Regions from separate parts of the Homo sapiens genome. Here region 2 is linked to region 1. Evidence: chromatin loops called from intact Hi-C (ENCODE). Cell type or tissue: PC-3. All regions are shown on one strand.

What was found. Hi-C counts contacts between places; a loop is a spot of excess contacts. Peaks named below come from ENCODE experiments on the same cell type or tissue, not always from the same donor. Only the 100,000 strongest peaks of a DNase experiment are listed, where the experiment ranks them.
Region 2: a loop joins it to region 1, with 9 times the contacts of the local background. A loop is called at or near these places in 22 of 110 quality-filtered maps.

The regions. Positions count from the first base shown.
Region 1 is chr6:132,960,483-132,962,982 of GRCh38, reverse strand. No RefSeq gene overlaps it. Among named protein-coding and RNA genes, the nearest start is that of LINC00326, 130 kb to the left of the region's middle. In PC-3, a CTCF peak has its summit at 1,167 (motif pointing right); DNase peaks (open chromatin) are centred at 1,662 and 2,092; H3K4me3 peaks cover 1,434 bases; H3K27ac peaks cover 2,019 bases.
Region 2 is chr6:132,829,286-132,831,785 of GRCh38, reverse strand. No RefSeq gene overlaps it. Among named protein-coding and RNA genes, the nearest start is that of SNORA33, 13 kb to the right of the region's middle. In PC-3, CTCF peaks have their summits at 1,159 and 1,358 (motif pointing left); no DNase peak of the experiment used is centred here.

The DNA.
Region 1 (2,500 bases):
ATTTTAAAAAGCAGCTGTATTAATCAGATGCTAATAAAGCATCTAGCTTTCTTTAGGTTGAAGGATTTTGCGAATGACCAGGACTTCTGTTTCTATTATTGTGAGAAAATAGACCAAGAAAAGAGGAAGTATTTAGGTATTTAGTGGAAACCAAATGCTTCCTGTGCACTTGACTAATTTAAAACTCCCAGAAAATATTGGATAATGTGTACCCTGACATTTCCTAGGTATAGATTAAAGCAATAAAAAAATATTAAAAGGTTACTGAGCTTTTTCCTACCCCTTTCCTTCAATTTAAAAATCATTTACAAAGGAAGCTCTGAAAGTCAGAAGTTAGATTTAAAAAAAAAGGGAGAGAGAGAAAGTAGGTTCTTAATGTTATGGAATGACAGGTAAATATATTTTAACTATTGTGAGTCCTTATAATCCCTCAAATCACGATCATCTACAGGTAAGTTATTAATTAGATTATATTTGCCCTAATTGCATCAGTTCTACTGCTTTTGTTTACAATTATCGTCTTGCTGCGACTTTGGAAGTGTATTGAAACTTTGTAAAAAAAAATTGTCTTTGATTTACTGTAAAAGCATCTACAACATTTTTAATTTAAATGATTTCAAATGCCAAAAGTTTTGACTATGCAAAGAAACTAAGTAAATACAGTATAAAGAAAGAGGAAAAAACCCACAAAACTTTAATTATTCTAAATTACGTTAATTTAGTTTGATATGATTATAACAACTATAACTATTTCCAGGTAGGGCTAAAAGAAAAAAAAAAAGTCATAGGAAAGAGAAAAGTGAATATTCCCTAAAGGAGAAAAACATTTCTTTGCCATGTTTACTTGACTCCTTCTGGCAAAAGGCTGTTAACAGTTGTACCACACGGTTCAACCAGAGCTTGTTTCCAGAAAAAAAATATATATAATTGCATCTCAGAGATTTGGTTTGGAAAATCTGCTTTTGTTTCCAATGCCTTGTCTCTTTTCAACCACGTTTATAAGCATTTTCCAAGGTCTTTACGAGCACTTTGCCTGCCTCTCCACGCTCCTAAATATCACCCTCTCCTCCTTATGGCCAGCCACGTTTTCAGCCTTGGCCAAGGAATAAAACATTGGTTCACCTCAAAGGCTGCCATTAAATTTACCTCATTTATTGACCAGCAGGAGGTGCACCACCCTACTGAGGTCAGCCTTAGCTACAATGCTGCAGAGCCTATTGGCACCCCAGACTGCTACCCTGTTAAATGACTGGCGGGCCCCCTGGGCCAGGTAAATCCTACTGTTGACATATTGGTGGCAATGCCCTTGGAACACCTTTGATCCATTAGTATACTCTCTCCATTCAAGGGTGTATTTTACTGTGTGTTGACTAAAAGCAACCAGGTATAGAGGAGTGAAGGAAACAAAGTGAGCTCCTACTGGAAGAATAAGCCATTTATACTTCTCTGCAGTAGATATCAGGTCTACTAGGACATCAAGTTTAAGGCAAATAAAGCCTTGAGAATTCCACTCTTTGGATAGAACCACCATGGGGCCTCTGCTGCCCTTGAGGTGGTCAGTAGTAAACTGCCTACGAACGTGCAAGCTCACTAAAAGCCATGCTTTCACTGCTGAATGGCCCTTTGGCATGGATTTCTTTGCTTTTCCTCATCATCGCTTTGTCATTCTGTAAAAATGTGAGCTCTGTCAGCACAATGACTATTTAAAACAACCTTGAGTACTTGAATACACTGTTACATAGTAATAGTGCCTGCAGTATCTGCTTGTATTTTTTAAGAGGCTGATAAAAGATCATATTCAATATAAGGGGGCGGGGGGTTTCCTTCTCTTGATGCAATTAAGTACATAAAAATGTGCCAGATGGGAAACGCTAGATATCTGAATAATCATTTTATTCATAGACCGTCAAATGGCATCAGGCAATAATCCCTTAAATGTTCCCACTTTAAACCCTGCAAACACGCCACTCTCAGTCCTGACCTGGAGTGACCAGGTTAGATGGTCAGGGCTCTCAAATCCGAATGCTGATTCAGGCCTTCTTTCTCTGCTGCCAATAATAGTTCGTCTAGGTGCCAAATTTAGTGGTGGTTTCTTATGATGCGGATACCTGTCCAGCAGGAATTGGACTGCGACCACAAGCCATTTTCCTTAAGCCACAGAATAACTGTCAGATGGTAACTGCTGATAGTCACTGCTCGCCAGGCTCAGCAGTTTCCAAGTAAAAGACTTTTGAGCCCCCTATTAATCCCACAATTAAACAAATTTTGTCATTATGTAGAAATTCCCTGGGGTGAAAATTCAATGTTCGATCTTCAATTATTTCAAAACAAAACAAAACAAAAAACAAAACAAACAGAGCAACAACAACAAATTCCCTTCTTTTCTCCCCCATGGCTTGGTCCTTTTCCTCTTACTCTTGTGTTAATGATTTTCCGTTAAGCCACATCAAATTCTGTTGGGCATCAGTGAGAATTAAAGTTTTTCAAATTTCAAGTTTTA
Region 2 (2,500 bases), 130 kb after region 1:
TTAAACATCTATGGTTTTCATTTATTCAAACTCACACTCAAGTCATTATTTCTGATATAGTAGCCCTGCCAGTTGACATAAGCTGCCAAGTGGTAGACTAAATTTCAGGTTCACGTTTGAATCTCTGGTGAACCCATAAAAGCTATATTTATGTATGTGATAGCCTTGGATTTTAATGGAAAAATGGTTAGCATATTAATAAAATGTTCTGCTTAGTACATACAAGTCAAATTTATGCCAACATGGAAAGGTTGCTTTCTCAAAAGAGAAAAAAAAAAGCAATCATAGCCTGAAGCAGATTATGTGCAGATATGAGGAAATTAAAGCTCAGATGTTAGTTAAAATGAACAACAAAAATCCACATTTTAAAAATAGGGTTTGGAGAAATATCTCCTAAACAAGGCTCCTAAGAATATAGAATTTAAAATGAAGATAAAGGCTGGAAGGCAAGTCTCCATTCAAAGAATGGAGACAATTTTTAAATCTTTTCTTTGAATTTTTGAATAATTCTTTGAATCTTTTCTTCCTTAACCAGGGTTAAAGGTCTAATATCAGCATCAAGGAAACTTCTATTTAGGCCTTTATTTCTCTTCTTTTACTTAAAGTTAATAAAATTTTTGATTTTCCAAGTGGCTGGTTAGATTTCCTGAAAGAAGCTAAGAAAGACTATTCCAAATTTTTCACAAACAAAACATAAGTAAATTTATTTACAGATATATAAAAAAATTCAACAAAATAAACCCAGTTTGTATATTACAGATCTGTGTTCCTTAGAAGTTGCTTCCTCAAGGAGAGGTATCCAATTGACATGAAAAACGAGCTGAGGCCTTGAGGTCCATGGATTTACCAATCTAATATTTTATCTCCTGCATTAACAGTTGTAGCAGATATCAGTAGTTTGGATCATGTATGTATTTTTTTGACCTGAGACCCAAGTTCCATATTATTATTAATGTATGCTTAGAAATTTGAGAAGAAATAAAGAAAATGAGTGTCTAGTGTTCTTAGAAAATTACTACTCCATAAAAAAACAGAGATTAAAAATCCTACAGCTGTAGAGCCAAGCTCTTTGTTATGCATGCACAGCTTTCTAAATCCCATAAAAATCTCAACATCTGACCCATTTCACTTTTACAGGGGAAGGGCCTGTTACACTGGAAAATATGCGTAAAAATCTGCAGCATTCAGAGGCATTAAACAGTTTTATTTCACATTTGTTTCCTATGTACCCTACATAGGAAACATACATTCCTCTGTTCTATGTACATTGTAGCACCTGCTGCTAAATCTCTACTCTCCATCAGCTCCCAGCCTTCTCTTTTCAGAAGGGATTGAGTGTCTTTTTGAACGGCTGAAGTAATGCTGCCATCTCCTGTTTGCTGGATAGAATGTAATGAAATTACCCTCGAAAGGAATGAAAAGTAAAATTGGATAAAACTACAAACTAGAGACTGTTGGCTCTTTTATAAATTTTCTCTAGCCATAGATTAAAAACCAATCTTATTCAAATTGACAATGTCATAATAATGTCTTAAATTTGATATGTCTTTAAATAAAAGTTATTCTAAAGAAATTTTGGTCCTTATCTAAACATTAAATTGGTACTTCACCTCATTTTTCAGAATATTGCTCTCCTCATGTTACCTAAATTTCAGTCATTTATTTTTTACAATGTAAACATGAAAAAAGTAAACTTTAAAAATAATAACCATATATATTAAGTTTTAATATTAGCTAAAGTGTTCTCAGGAAATTGATTTATCACCAACAGTCTCAAATTTAGAATACTCACAGAGAGTATGAGGAAGGCAAAAGTTAACCAAAACAGTAGAAATCACTGTCTTATTTTGGAATTTTACCAAAGTAGATACAAATAATAAAGTAACTTTAAAAAAATAAACTTTAAAAATTTATTTTTACCTCTAACTCTTAGAATCTGAAAACATATCCACTAGGGAAGTCCATGTCTTCAAAAATACATAGATTTTCTTTTGCTCTTATTCTTGCTATAAATCTCTTGGGCATTAATGTGATCATGTTCCCCAGGTTTTTGTGAATAGGAATAGCATTCTAGTTGAGGATGAGAATCTGTGTTTTAGGCTGACTAGTTAAAGAGATCCTTAAGAGACATTCTCTTTTCCAATTACAAACATCAGCATTCTGCTGACAGGGTCTCAGAAGAATGTGTACTTAACCCAGTATTATATTTAAAAGCCCAATTCCCCTTACAATCAATTATAGGTAGCAACACTCCTCATTTAAAGTTATTATAACCGCTTCTAAAAATTAATTCTTATTTGTTTATTTCATGGCAAGGCAAAGCAGCTGCTGTAATCTTTTATAAAATGTACCCTCATCATACACTTCCAGACTGGTTTTCTTCAAATCACTGTTTTCTGGGCAAATAGCTCCCCTTCTCTTCCCTTTTCTTTAAACGTGTCTCCTTGGCCTTATTAATTCACCTGTGTTGCTCCCCTACTGAAGGCTTGACAAGACTCAG